2 separate regions of the Homo sapiens genome follow, and region 1 is linked to region 2. A link is an interaction called in ENCODE POLR2A ChIA-PET data of the cell type or tissue named here. Cell type or tissue: GM12878. All regions are shown on one strand.

Region 1 (8,000 bases), 120 kb before region 2:
GGTTAATATAGGATGATAATTGACATTTGTGATGATGAGTCCAAGATGCCTACTGAATCATCATGTGTAAAATAATATTTACTGAACATGATTTAGGTTTAAAGCATTTAATGAAATTATAACCTTTGGAACTTGGTGGTTCACTTCTGAAATCTATGGCAATGTTTTGACAGATTTCAGATGAAACAAAATCTGCATTCCCAGGTCACACACAAGGACTGTATGCCATGCACTCCTATGACAGCTTGAGTTCACCCTGGAGAGGGGAGGGTTAGAAACCAAATCCTTAACAAGCCTGCCCTGCAAGACTCAAGACTGTGCATTAGGAATGACCTGGTCCCTGCCCACCTCTCCAAATGGCCTTACCCCAAGTTCATTCCCTTTGCTCTCTGGAGCTCTGCCAACACAGGCTACTCAGGCCTACTTTCAATTCCTTTAACACTCACTTCCTCCAGAGGCCTTTGCCCAAGAGTTCCTGCTCCCTGGAATGTTCTCCTTCCCCAGGCCCCACAACCACTGCCTAGTTTCCTCCTGCTCGGCTTAATCACACTTCCTTAGGAAAGCCTGGCCGCCCTGACAGGTCAGTTCTGTCTATTACACACTCTAGTAGTTACGTGTACTTCTCCTAGGGGCTCTTATCTGAGTTGTAATTTTTCATTTAGTTGTATGTAGGACACATTACCTGGAGAATAGTAGGTGCTCAATAAATATTTGTTCACTGCATGGAAGGGAGGGAGCAAGGGCACTTCAGCCAGACTGGCCTCCTCATTGTGGTTAACATCAAGGTGTGCCAGGAGAGCAATTTCCAACAGCTTAACATTCACTTGATTGCTGCCAAGGCCCATGGGTCTTTCCTTTCCTTTCTAGAAAAGAGTAAAATCTACTCGATGAACATTCAGCAGCATGGTGTGAAGCTATTATGGCCACATTCTGGAAATCATTGCATTCTTCCAAGCAAAGAAATAAGAAAATCTTCCCAAACAAATGTCAGAAACTTTACCACACTGTCATACATGCTGCCTGTAACATTTGTCTTTTGTTAATTTTTTTTTTCTGGCTTTCATCTCAAGTGTCTCTCAAGTTTTGGCAATTTCAAGTCTTCTAGTTTCCATGGAAATAGGAAACAATGATCTCTGGGAGATTAAGAGCGGGGAGATATCCACTCTAATGGAGTTCTAGAGTTTTCTTCCTTTGATAGTATTTGTGAATTGAGAGAATGTTGGTGTGGAGGCAGGGCTTCGGTGTCATCAACAAATCTTTATTTTTGTGCCTATAATGCATCAGGCATTGTTCTCTTCCAGGAATGCCTCCACCTCCAAACTGCTACATTAAAGGTAAACATGCTCTCCCAGATGTGGGCTCTCAGGTTTATTCTTAAGTGAAATTCAAATTGTTGAGCAGGAACTATTAGCTCTGTAGTGAGAATCTTTACCTTTTCCCTCTAGGCAACCTCAAGCACTTCAGATATTTTATAGAGCTCTTTGTGACACTCGGGTTACAAAGAACCATGGTGTATATACATTGTTAATTTTATTTTTTTATTATCTATTTCACAAGGAAATAAAAATCTCGACTTCCAGAGCAAGACATAAACATGTAATGTTGCTTTTTTTGTTGTTCTATAATCTTCATACTTGATAGTTGCTAATATCCACAGAAAACTTGACCAGACATACCTGAAAAACTTGAAAAATCTGAAAAAGGAAAAAAATAGTTTGCTTGTCTCCTTAATAGGCAAATGTCCACAATTTTACATCCTCTCACAATGACTTAATTTCTTTGAGACTTTGAACCTAGAACCTGTGTGCATGTATATGACCATTGTAAGACTCAGCTTTTAACCTGTTATGTAATCTGTATTGTAATATTCTACATCTCATGCCACCAGAAAGTTTGCAAGTTCCCTGAAGGACAGATACGGAAGATTATAAAACCAGCTTCTAGTTTGTCTCCATGTGGAAGTTCAGCCTTCTGGCCTCTCCCGCACCTCTTCAGTATCTATCCTCCTACCGAGCACCCATCTGATGGATCTCTCCCCACTGCAACCCACCCTCCTCTCCAGGACCACTTTTTCTTGCCTGTAATTCTGGCCTTAGGAATGCCCAGAGGAGATCTGTACCCAAAAAGTATGTTTGAGCAAAGCTAAGTCTCCAGAATAAAGATAATCCCAATTTACAAGTCAGCCATTAGAGATTTAATTCTTTTACACCTTCCTGAGCACCTTTTGAAAAAATATCAATATCCTTTTAGGGGTTAAGATTTCAAGTCATTACCAGTTTATGCTCCCAAGGGATGCCTTAAGCTATGTGCCAACCTCCGGTGGAAAATTAAATTCAGGACAGGCCTTGAAGGATGGTGCTAGGAGGAAAAGGGACGCTGGGGATTGGAGAGGACCAAATGAACTTCACTAAGGAGAGTCCGTGAATTGAAGAGTCCCACCACAGACCCCCACTCCCAGCTCCAACACTCGCTTTGACTAACAAAAGTCAGTTTCACTGAAATGGTGGCAGATCAGAGTAGGGCCCTAGACTCAAGCCCTAGCATCCACATCCAGGTTCTGTTTTTACAGGTCTGACACAAGATTTCACACTGTTCAATTCATGGACTGTCTTTAAAGTTCCCCTTTTACTTTTTCCCCCTTGTTCCTCCTTTGCTCCTCTGGCCTAAGTTTATCTGTGTGCATGCTTGTGTGTACACGTTTTATCTGCATGTGTGAATGTCTCTGTCTGTATGCCCAGGTCTTTCTTTGTCCTGACACCAGCTTGTCTAGAAGTGGTAATCATAAAAAATTAATTCAGATTACTTGTTGGATGATTTAGATATTTTCAGCTTCATTAACAGCTAATCATGGCACAATGGATTACTCAACCAGGGTTTGAAATATGTTTTCAAGGTGGCTAGACTAACTGGAATGATCATATAAGGGGACTTCAGCAGGGTATCATACACACACAGCTATTATGTCTTTTGTGGGAACATGCATTTGCCTACGAACTGTCTGTGCATGTTTTTGGCAGGTCCCCCTTCTTACTCTCCATTCCCTTCCCCTTCCCAGCTTCTGCCAGATCTGCCTTCAGATTCCTCAGTCATGAAGCCTCCCTGAGAGGGGTGAGAGCTCTTTTAGGTCTAACTACACCCTGACAGGAGTGTCCCAATATGCCCACGGGTGAGGCAGGCAGGCCAACTGCACCCCAACAGTGTTCAGCACGAGGCTGGGAGGTGAAAGATGTGTAGCCAGAAGTCTTGGAAAGGCGCCACTGGGGACATAGCCAGGTATCTTGCTGCCCTCAGAAAATTCTCCTCTTGCCATGCCCTGCAAAACAAATTAGCATCAGTGACAGAAGTGTGACCCTGGAGCCGAAGTTGTATGTGAACTCTTCCTCCAGCCACTGAAAATATTCTGGTGGGTATGGGGGTCTGGTTGGTATGGGAGAATATGAGCACACTACCCGGCTGCCACCCCACCATAGACAACCACCCACCCCCCACAACCCCAAGCTCCAACACCGGCTTTGGCTAACAAAAGTCAGTTTCGCTGAAATTGACAGCAGATCGGAATAGGGCCCTAGACTCAAGCACCTGCAGCCACATCCAGGTTCTGTTTTTGCAGGTCTGATACAAACCACTAACTCCTCTGGCCACAGAAAGTGCTCTGTGGGTAGGAGTAGCCCTACTTGCCCTTGACAGGGACCATTTTCAAGGGCTGGTTGGGTTTGTCAGGGGTTTTCTCTTAACATTTGTCAATGACAGGTGTTGCTAGGGTTGCAGGAGAAAGGTTTCACTTGATTGGCTAAGCGACTGTATTCCTTAACCAATCCAAATGCTCTGCCTGGGGGAGGGGACTTAACAAGATAGAACAATATCAAGCACAGGCAGACGCATTCCGTGTACTAATAAGGCGTCTGGAAAAATGGAATTACAGTGTGCAGGAATCCCATGCCCCTCTGCAGCTCCAGCCATGGCGTGGTTGCTGTTAAAAATGTTACAGTGTAAGTTAAAGTCATTCCCATTGATTGGAGGACATCAAGATTTCAAAACAGGGAGTAGCAGTTGGAAGGAGGAAGTAAAACTCCTTGCTCATTGTGTTTTACAGCCTTCCTTAGTAAAACTGCTGAATTGTAATTTAAAATATTCCACCCTTTCAAATAAATTAAGTGCAGCCCTTAAAAACAGGAAATGAGAGAGGCGCACACGTATTGTCAACTAAACATTCACAGACCTTGTATCAAAAGCAAAGTTGAAAATCAGAGAACAGTCCTATGAATTCATTTTAGAATGCTGCCAACAAAGGTCCCCACCAAGGGAGGTGTTATGCCTCTGGCAGTGCACTCTTGGGCTGAAATCTGAATGCTAATTAGGAAACAAATGAAAGACAAATATCAACTTTAAGGGAAATTTGGATCTTGCAAGAGCATAGATATTCAGAGATTCAGATAAACCTTATGGTACTAAGAGCTATGGTAGCAATGGCTGAACCCTCCCTGCAGAAAATCTAACTGCAAATAAGCCAGATGTTCCTGCTAAACTCTGGTAGTAATCAAAGCAAAGCATCCCCCTATAATTCATTTCCTCTATCCAACCCTTCTGCCCATGAAGGACCCCATAGTCAAGCTAAAGAGCTTGCGTTTAGTTTCAGGCTGAAATGGTTTTTGGTGGGTGCTGCATTTTACTTTATATACATTTTGAAGTAAATGAGAGAAAAGGATAAAAGATTTTGAGACTGAATTCTGGGTAGTTCCCCCTCCCACCTCTATTGGTATAAAAGATAATATTCATGAGCAGAAAATGATGTTTGAGGAGGGCTGGCAACAGGACTTCCCGAAGAGCTGCACAGAAAATAGAGCTTCACAGTCCTCCCCCACCACATTCGGGTACCCGCTTAATGCTGCCCACACTGCAGGCCAGTGGAACCCACCACAATTAGACTTTGCCCTGGATCCTCCAGTGCCTTAGTGGAAACACTGTAATAGCAGGAATTACTATTCCAAAGGGGAAGAAACTTGGAGAGTATGTTTGGTTAATTCTTTGGTTGCATGTGATGCTAAATACAGATATTTGTGCTGTTGGCAACATCTTAGGAAGTGATTTAACCCACTGGCATAGCCAGACATAATTTGTCATGTGGCCCTGTGATTTTAACCCCACTCGTTTCTCCCGTATGATTACTTCCATCATGTTTGTGTGTTAGTTACTTAGGACACATCTTTATTTCAGAGGCCTCGAAGTCCTACTTGACATTTCTAACTTAGAACCTAGACTTCTCCCTTCCTGAACTTATCTGCTTTCTTCAGGAACAGATCCGGGAGGCCACAAAACTAACCACCTACCTCTACTCTTCCTACTCAAGCAGTTGGACCTGGGCTGGTGTGTTACAAAACTCACCATTACGCTAGATCCTTTCCCAGCCTGGCAGGCACACCCACACAGCCACCATCAAGTATTCCCTAGGGTTAGAACAGTCCAGGGCTTTGTGAATTGGTACTCTCTTCATATCTCATATTTCAACATAACTTCCAATGAGAATCATACAGTTAGTTTTGGTTTATAAAAGTCTACTAGATCAACAACAAACAAAAACTTGGCCACTAATTTTAACCTGCAATCAAACAGCAGTTCATTCATTTAAGTTTCATCCCTTTCTTTTCCTAAATCAGTCTCGAATAAAGGGGGGGGGGGATTTTTAATGATAAAAAGTAGAAAACCGAAGAAGCAAAAGGCCCGAGATACCCCACAAATAAAGAAGCAGTTGCAGACCATTAATGATCACTAGGAATGGAATCACAGAAAGAGGTACTCAAGGGAGTTTGAAAGTTTGAAAGACCACATTCAGCCTGAACCCTCAAGAAAGTGTCTAAGAGAAAGTAGGCCAAAACAACAATGAAGTTAGGGTGAAAAAGATGTGAGTTTAGTTTTCAAAATGTCATGTCTGTATTGAGTGTCCTTTTGGTTCGAACAAGAAACAAAGAGAGAAATCAAACAGCTTCACTGACAAGCAGAGCAGTTGGCAAAGAGACCAGGGTAAAATCTTGGGAAACCCTTCAATGTGTAGCCTAAAAACAACACTAAAGAATCGTTGTATTCCTTCAGTAGAGCTCTATTTTCCCAAGTCCTACTTTCTTCATAGCAGACGATTCCCACTTTCAATCTGCTCTTAATTTTGCCCCATGTCATCACTGACACCTGGGTCTCTCTGTGGATTTCTTTCTTTGAATGTTTTTAAAGCTTCTGGGGAGTCTATTTTTATTCATTCATGCCATATATTAAACTATTTTAAGTATGATCTCAATAACATATGCTTATTAAAATATGGATTAAAAATGAATTATTAAAATAATCTACTTTATCCTGCTTATAAGCACAAAGGCTGACTTGATTCCAGAACAAGGCCATGACCAGGTAGTTTTGCCTGTGGCGACTCCTTCCAGCCGTCAAAACAGAAAGCTTCTTACTATAAAACAAAGTGAAAAGGGAGGTCTAGAGTTGTATTCATTCTCTGGGATGCTCTTGAGAGTGTAAACAGATCACCAGGTTTTCCTCAGTTGTTCCCAGTATGTACGGACATGGAAGTTTCTTTAGGGAAATACTTCTGTTACAGTGACCACAGTGAAGCTTTGGATTATCTTGAGCCTACAACACATTTTGTGAACACCATTTATTAATATCAATGTGCTTTGTTTAGGCCACCTAGAGCAATAACCACAAAAAAATTGATAAATTAGATTTAAGCAAAATAAAAAACCTCTCATGAAAAGAGACCATTAAAAAATGAATAGTCAAGACATAGACTGGAAGAAATTATTTACAAAACATAAACTTGACAGAGGACTGATATCCAGGATATGTAAAGGACTCCCACTTATTAATAAAGAGAAAACATTTTTTGAATGGATGGAAGACACTCTACCAAAGAAGATATATAAATGGCAGATAAGCACATGACAACGTGCTCAATATCTTTAGTCATTAGGAAAATGCAAATTAAAACCTGAAGTATCACTACTGCCAGGATGGCTTAAAATATAAAGACTGAATACACTAAATGTCAGCAAAGATGGGGAGCAACTGGGACTCCCATACATTGTTGATATGAACATAAAATGGTACATCAACTTTGGAAAAATAAATAGCATTTTCTTCAGAAACTAAATATATACTAGCTGTGATCCTGCAATTACATAAGTAGGTCTTTTCCTAAGGGAAATGAAAACATATGTTTATCAAAATACTTGTATAAGAGTGTTCATAGCAGCTCTATAAGTAATAGTCAAAAACTGAATACAGCCCAGGTATCCATCAAGAAGAGAACGAATGCACAGGGGCCGGGCACGGTGGCTCACTGCTGTAATCCCAGCACTTTGGGAGGCCAATGCAGGCGGATCACTTGAAGTCAGGAGTTCAAGACCAGCCTGGCCAACCTGGTGAAAACCCTGTCTCTACTAAAAATGCAGAAAATAGCCGAGTGTGGTGGTGAGTGCCCGTAATCCCAGCTACTCAAGAGGCTGAGGCAAGAGAATCGCTTGAACCCGCTTGCAGTGACCTGAGATCACGCCACTGCACTCCACCCTGGGCAACAGAGTGAAGCTCCATCTCAAAGATAGAGAGAGAGAGAGAGAGAGAGAGAGAAAATAAGTGTGCAAACTGTGGTTTAGTCATACAATGGAATACTACTTAGCAGTATAAAAGAATGAGCTACTACTGTTCACACAATAACGTCAACAAATCTCAAAAAGATTATGCTGAGTGAAAGAAGTCTTACACAAAGAATTCATCCTATTTGACCCATTCATATGAAATTATGGAATAGACAAAGCTAATCTGTGGTGAAAAAAATCAAAACAGTGGTTGCCTCTGGGTTTGGGAAAGGGATTAGGAACAGGGATTGACAGGAAAGATAAATGAGGGACCTTCCCAGGTGATGACAATATTTTATATCTCAGTAAGGGTTTGGGCACACAGGGATATATTTGTCAAAACTCCGAAACTGGACACTTAGTGTTTAC
Region 2 (8,000 bases):
ATTGGATTACTGGGAACCCTGACAAGAGCAGTTCCAGTGGAGAAGACACTCAATATGAGGAGTTTGAAGAGAATAGGAAATGGGGAAATGAAGACAGCAAATGGTAGACATTCTTTCAAGGGTCCAAATCCTGTGGACCTTTGACTTCTCAGCTATTGTCTCCCTTTTGAAATATATCGCACTTGACAGTGACTGGGGAGGAGAAATATGGGCCAACAGCTTGACCCTACATAGGATCAAGGCAAGGTTTTTTTATTTTTATTTATTTATTTATTTATTTATTTTTATACTTTAAGTTCTAGAAAACATGTGCACAAAGTGCAGGTTTGTTACATATATATCCATGTCCCATGTTGCTTTGCTGCACTCATTAACTTGTCATTTACATTAGGTATTTCTCCTAATGCTATCCTTCCCCCTGCCCCCTACCCCACGACAGGCCCCAGTGTGTGATGTTCCCTGCCCTGCGTCCACGTGTTCTCATTGTTCAATTCCCACCTATGAGTGAGAACATGTGGTGTTTGGTTTTCTGTCCTTGCAATAGTTTGCTCAGAACCGTTTCCAGCTTCATCCACGTCCCTTCAAATGACATGAACTCATCCTTTTTTTAATGGCTGCATAGTATTCCATGAGGTATATGTGCCACATTTTCTTAATCCAGTCTATCATTGATGGCCATTTGAGTTGGTTCCAAGTCTTTGCTATTGTGAATAGTGCTGCAATAAACATACATGTGCATGTGTTTTTATAGCAGCATGCTTTATATACCCAGTAATGGGATGGCTAGGTCAAATGGTATTTCTAGTTCTAGATCCTTGAGGAATCACCACACTGTCTTCCACAATGGTTGAACTAGTTTACACTCCCACCAACAGTGTAAAAGTGTTCCTATTTCTCCACAACCTCTCCAGCATCTGTTGTTTCCTGACTTTTAAATGATTGCCATTCTAACTGGTGTGAGATAGTATCTCATTGTGGTTTGATTTGCATTTCTCTGATGGCCAGTGATGATGAGCATTTTTTCATGTGTCCATTGGCTGCATAAATGTCTCCTTTTGAGAATTGTCTGTTCATATCCTTTGCCCACTTTTTGATGGGGTTGATTTTTTCTTATAAATTTGTTTAAGTTCTTTGTAGATTTTAGATATTAGCTCTTTGTCAGATGGGTAGATTGCAAAAATTTTTTCCCATTCTGTAGGTTGGATCAAGGCAAGGTTTTTTAAAGTTGGGAGACAGTAGACCATAGGAATGATAAGCATGCCCAACAGAGAGGAAGAAACACATGCAAGATGGGGAGGGGAAATTGGGAATTAGAGCAGGTAGGATCTTGAGCCCAAGGATAGGGGTTGGCCTTTGCCCAGAACAGGGACCCTTCATTCATAGAGGCAGAGGGAAGGTAGAGTATAGACAGGTGTGGATATAGGTAGGTGTGTGGCTTAGATGGTGGGAAAATAATGGAATTCATCTCTGGTTGCTTCCATTTTCTCAACAAATTATATTATTAGGTCAACAGCTGAGGGAGGGCAGTTGGGAGTGTAGAAAGTTTGAAAAAATAAGATGACGGAAATAATTTTGGAAATTAAGAACACAAACATTGACTTAATCCATTTGCATTGCTATAAAGGAACACCTAAGGCTGGGTAATGTATCAAAAAAAAAGGCTTATTTGGCTCATAGTTCTGCAGCCTTTACTGCTGGTTTTCCCCTGTGGGTGCTGTACAAGAAGCATGATGTCAGCATCTGCTTTTAGTGAGGGCTTCAAGAAGCTTCCACTCACGGAGGAAGAGTAGGGGGAACAGGCATCTAACAGTGAGAGAGGAGAAAAGAGAGAGAGGAGAAGGTGCCATGCTCTTTTAGACAATCAGTTCTCACAGAGACTAATACAGTAGGAACTCATTCATTATCACAAGGATGGAACTGAGCCATTCATGAGGTATCTGTCGTTATGATCCAAACACCTCCCACCAGGTCCCACCTCCAACACTGGGGATCAAATTTCAACATGAGACTTGGAGGAAACAAATATCCAAACTATATCAAACATATTAAGCAAGTGATGGCTGAGCTGTACTGAGTGACCATTTATTTATTTTACTAGAAAGACTGATATTTAATTTCTATCCCATTTTGGGGGCAGGTGGCTTTTACATTCAGATACTGTTTATTTTTTAAAACTTGCTGTTACCAACATGACAGAGTAGGAAAAATCATAATAAAGAAGAGCAAAATGGAAACCCAGCCTCTCAGACCAAAAGCTAGGTGCCAGGAAGGGCCAGGGGAAGGATGACTGCTCAAAGGACCACGGTCCCACAAGGAACATTTAATTTGGGTCATATAATTGCCTCAATGTTGTCAATGTACATCAAAAAACTCCTGTTGCAAACACACAGATGATTTTTCAGTAAAAATATGCTTTAGAATACATATTTTTTCCAAAACAATGCATTAGATAGAATTATAATCTTTCCCCTATCAGCAGCCCGGAAAAATAAAAGTTCTATGAGTTTATTGCAGTGGTAGAGGTGAGACTCATTAAATGACTGTAGGCTTCCCCAACCATAAGCCTAATTAAAGAAGTTTCTAAGTACCACACTGAGCAGTGACATCATTGTTTCCCTAGTTACCCAATGTGGAGGCAGAAATGAATAAGCTAGATATAAATGCAATAACTGATGGGGTGGGAGTGTTATTACTTTTTATGGCCATGAGATCTGTAATCCCTGTAACTCAAAATGTGGTCACTCAAAACATGTAACCAAAAAATGTTATGGGGCCTGTTGACTCATTGCTTATGGTACTGGCAAAATACGTTGTATATTCATTTACTTTTGTGGGAGCTGAAAGTAGCTGTTTCGTTGGCTATATCTAAAGTCCTGAATTAGAGTTTTGTGTATAGGTCAACACAAAAATATACACATATTTTGTATTTTACAAAGAACTAGTAGATAACAAGTATCTGGTAAATATCACAAGATTATAAAATATGTATATGCTTATTTATATAATACACATGGTTCATTCCATTCATTCAGTTAAATGACACCTACTCATGATACTCTCAAAAGCTGAAACCATCCTGTTCCTACCCTGATATGAAACTTAAGTCCACTTTTCTTTTGTGCTTATTGTAATATGTAACCATCAAGTAGTCCTTTTTTCTTTAAGGTGATTGTCTTTCACAATCATCTTAAGTACTTTTTGGAACAACTCTAATAGGTAAGCTAAAATGATTATTCTCATTTTAGAGGTGGCAAAACTAAAGAACATAAAGTTTAAATGTTCCATGCAAACTCATCTTTCATTGTTGTTGTAAATACTTTTGTTTCAGGGTGCATCTGAGATCAATGGCCAAAGAAAATGGGCTCTGAACAGTGCTTCACTGTCACATCCAGGATCTGGAAAGTTGTATTTGAGTGCTGGGTTTGATATACGTTAACTAGAAGATAAAACATGCCGACTATGGCTAGCAGACACAGTGCCCCATCATGCCTGAACAAAAAGATATTTTATACCAGAAGTGCGGAACAGGATTTTTTGCAGTTTTGCTAGAATCCTTGTCACAGTGCTTAATAATGTTACATCATTTAGATAATAATTTTTCTAGTTTTCAGTTTACCTAATAGTACGTGTTCAATTATTTTATGGAGCTTTTTCAATCAGAACAACATCGTACCTGTCTTTTCAGTGTATTATTCCCAAATAAAAGTTTAACCTCTTTTCGGAATCTTAGGACTGTGCACTATAGCCATTAGTTTTATAAAAATCTGTGCTGGGGGAGGGGCCAAGATAGCCAAACAGAAACAGCTGCTGTCAGAGGCTCCCACTGAGAACGAAAATGGCAAGTGAATCCTGTACCAGCAACTGAGGTATCCAGGTTCTTTCACTGGGACTAACTAGGCAGTTGGCGTGACCCACGGAGAGCAAGGAAAAGCAGGGTGGAGTGATGGCCCACTCAGGAGCTGCACAGGGGAAGGGGAGCTCCCAACCCCAGCCAAGAGATGCGGTGAGTGATTGTGCTACACGGCCTGGGAAAACCACACATTTTCCACAGATCTCTGCAACCCACAGATCACGATACCCCCTCTCATGAGCCCACACCACCAGGGCTTTGGTTCCCAGCACAGAGCTGTGCAGGTTCTCAGCGGACATTTCGGCTGGAGGCTGACTAAGACTACCAAGTTCCCAGGGGCTTGGGCGGCTGTCATCACTGCAGCTGCTTGCTGCCTAAGACCAACTGAGCTCCCAGGGGGAAGGGTGGCCATTATCACTGTGGCTTCCTGCTGCCTAAGATGACTGAGCTCCCAGTGGGAGGGGCAGCAGCCACCACTGCAGCTCCAGTCTGCTGGTTTTCCCCTGTGGATGCTGGGGAGATTGGGTGGTTTGGACCCAGGAGGAATTCCCCACAGCACAGCACAGTGGCTGTGGCAGATCATGGCCAGACTGACTCTTTAGGCCAGACCCTTACCCGTCCCTCCTCAACCAGTGGGGCCTCCTTGTGGGAATTTTAGCTACTCAGGCCAGGGGTTTATAGTCAGAACTCACATCTCCCTGGGACAGAGCCTCGTAGGGGAAGGGCAGCCATGGTCTCTGCGGATCAGCAGACTTAGTCTTTCCGCCTGGTGTCTCTGAGGAGTCAGGGCAGTCTGGATGAGTGGGATTTCCCCAGCACAGCACACCCTCTCCACTGAGGAGCAGCTAGAGTGCTTTGTTAAGCGGGTCTCTGATCCCATGTCTCCTGACTGGGTGAGACCCCCACAACAGGATATGCCAGACGCCCTATACAGGGGCATTCCCACTGGCATCAGGGTGGTGCCCCTCTGGGACAGAGCTCCCAGAGGAAGGAGCAGGCAGTCTTCTTTGCTGTTCTGTAGCCTCCACTGGTGACACCTCCAGGTGTGGGAGGGACCCAGGCAAACAGGGTCTGGAGTAGACTCCCAGCAAACTGAAGCAGCCCTACAGAAGAGCATTCTGACTGTTAAAAGAAAAACAAACAGAAAGCAACAAGAGCATCAACAAAAAAGTCCCCACAAGAACCCCACTCAAAGGTCAGGAGCCTCAAAGATCAAAGCTAGATAAACTCAGAAAGATGAGAAAGAATCAACAACAACAACAAAAAATGCTGAAAACTCAAAAGGCCAGAGTGCTTATTCTTCTCCAAGTGATTGCAATACCTCTCTAGCAAGGGCACAGAACTAGGAGGAGGCTGAAATGGATGAATTGACAGAAGTAGGCTTCAGAAGACGTGTAATAATGAACTTTGTTAAGCTAAAGGGGCATATCCTAACCCAATGCAGAGAAGCTGAGAACCATGATAAAACATTACAGAAGCTGTTAACCAGCATAACCAGTTTAGAGTGGAATATAAATGACCTGATGGAGCTGAAAAACCCGACACAAGAACTTCACAATGCAACTGCAAGTATCAGTAGCCAAATAGAACAGGCAGAGGAAAGAATTTCAGAGCTTGAAGACTATCTTACTGAAATAAGACAGCAGACAAGAAAACAATGAAAAGGAATGAACAAAACTTCCGAGAACTATGGGATTATGTAAAAAGACTGAAACTACGACTGATTGGGGTACCTGAAAGAGACAGGGAGAACGAAACCAAGTTGGAAAACATACTTCAGGATATCATTCAGGAGAACTTCCCCAACCTAGCAAGACAGGTTAACATTCAAATTTACAAAATCCAGAGAACCCCATTAAGATACTCCATGGGAAGATCAATCCCAAGACACATAATCATCAGATTTTCCAAGGTTAAAATGAAGAAAAAAAAGCTAAGGGCAGCCAGAGAGAAAGACCGGGCAACCTATAAAGGGAAGCCCATCAGACTAACAGTGGACCTCTCAGCAGAAACCCTACAAGCCAGAAGAGATTGGGGGTCAACATTCAACATTCTTAAAGAAAAGAATTTCCAACCCAGAATTTCATATCTGGCCAAACTAAGTTTCATAAGTGAAGGAGAAATAAAATCCTTTTCAGACAGCCAAATGCTGAGGGAATTTATCACCACCAGGCCTGCCCTGCAAGAGCTCCTGAAGGAAGCACTAAATATGGAAAGGAAAAAACATTACCAGCCACCACAAAAATACACTGAAGTGCAAAGACCAATAGCACTATAAAGGAACTACATTAACAAGTCTGCAAAATAACCAGCTAGAATCATGATGACACAATCAAATTCACAGATAACAATATTAACCTTAAATGTAAATGGGTTAAGTGCCCCAATGAGAAGACACAGAACGGCAAGCTGCATAAACAGTCAAGACCCATTAGTGTGCTGTATTCAAGAGACACATGTGCAAAGACACACATAGGCTCAAAATAAAGGGATAGAGGATAATTTACCAACCAAATGGAAAGCAGATAAAAGCAAGGATTGCAATCTTAGTTTCTGACAAAACAGATTTTAAACCGACAAAGATTGAAAAAGACAAAGAAGGGCATTACATAATGGTAAAGGGTTCAATTCAACAGGAAGAGCTATTTTAAATACATATGCACCCAATAAAGGAGACCCTAGATTCATAAAACAAATTATTAGAGACATACAAAGAGACTTACACTCCCACATGATAATAGTGGGAGACTTTAACACCCCATTATCAACATTAGACAAATTATTGAGATAGAAAATTAACAAAGATATTCAGGTCTTAAACTCAGCCCTGGATCAAGTGGACCTGATAGATATGCACAGAACTCTCCACCCCAAAACAAGAGAATATGCATTCCTCTCAGTGCCACATGTCACGTACTCTAAAATCGATCACATAATTGGAAGTAAAACACTCCTCAGCAAAAGCAAAATAATCTTTTTTTTGATGAACTGAAATCACGACAGTCTCTCAGAACACAGCACAATCAAATTAGAACTCAAGATTAAGAAACTCACTCAAAACCACACAATTACATGGAAATTGAACAACTGCTCCTGAATGACTCCTGGGTAAATAATAAAATTAAAGCAGAAATCAAGAAGTTCTTTGAAACCACTGACAACAAAGAGACAATCCACCAGAATCTCTGGGACATGGCTAAAGCAGTGTTAAGAGGAAAGTTTATAGCACTAAATGCCCACATCAAAGACTAGAAAGATCTCAAATTGACACCCTAACATCACAATTAAAAGAACTAGAGAATCAAGAGCAAACATACCCCAAAGCTAGCAGAAGACAAGAAATAACCAAGATCAGAGTGGCACTGAAGGAGAAAGAGACATGAAAAACCCTTTGAAAAATTAACAAATCCAGGAGCTCTTTTTTGAAAAAATTAATAAAATGGATAGACTGCTAGCTAGACTAATAAAGAAGAAAAGAGAAGAATCAAGTAGACACGATAAAAAATTATAAAGGGGATATCACCACTGACCCCACAGAAATACAAACAATCATCAGAGAATGCTATAAACACCTCTATGTAAATAAACTAGAAAATCTAGAAGAAAGGGAGAAATTCCTGGACATATACACCCTCCCAAGACTGAGCCAGGAAGAAGGTGAATTCTTGAATAGCCCAATAATGAGTTCTGAAGTTCAGGCAGTAATAAATAGCCTACCAACCAAAAAAAGTCCAGGACCAGACAGATTTACAGCTGAGTTCTATCAGAGATACAAAAAGAAGCTGGTACCATTTTTTTCTGAAACTATTCCAAACCACTGAAAACCCATTTTATGAGGCCAGCATGATCCTGATACCAAATCCTGGCAGAGATACAACAAAAAAGAAAACTTCAGGCCAATATCCCTAATGAATATTGATGCAAAAACCCTCAATAAAATACTAGCAAACCAAATCCAGTAGCACATCAAAAAGCTGATCCACCACGATCAAGTCGGCTTCATCCCCAGGATACAAGGCTGGTTCAACATACACAAATCAATAAACATAATTCATCACATAAACAGAACTAAAGACAAAAACCACATGATTATCTCAATAGGCGCAGAAAAGGCCTTTGATAAAATTCAAAATCCCTTCGTGTTAAAAAC

Evidence for each region. ChIA-PET counts read pairs that join two places held together with the same protein. Peaks named below come from ENCODE experiments on the same cell type or tissue, not always from the same donor. Only the 100,000 strongest peaks of a DNase experiment are listed, where the experiment ranks them.
Region 1: POLR2A ChIA-PET joins it to region 2 with 7 read pairs; 1 of 35 experiments calls an interaction of 5 or more read pairs at or near these places.

What each region holds. Positions count from the first base shown.
Region 1 is chr5:61,315,676-61,323,675 of GRCh38, reverse strand. LOC105378994 (a long non-coding RNA gene) reads left to right here. Exons shown (of 2, transcript XR_007058781.1): 2 at 1,889-2,182. Among named protein-coding and RNA genes, the nearest start is that of ZSWIM6, 13 kb to the left of the region's middle. In GM12878, no CTCF peak of the experiment used is centred here; a DNase peak (open chromatin) is centred at 3,695; H3K4me3 peaks cover 627 bases; H3K27ac peaks cover 392 bases.
Region 2 is chr5:61,197,033-61,205,032 of GRCh38, reverse strand. The region is part of intron 3 of SMIM15-AS1 (SMIM15 antisense RNA 1); the gene reads right to left. Among named protein-coding and RNA genes, the nearest start is that of SMIM15, 39 kb to the right of the region's middle. In GM12878, no CTCF peak of the experiment used is centred here; DNase peaks (open chromatin) are centred at 2,642 and 4,252; H3K27ac peaks cover 649 bases.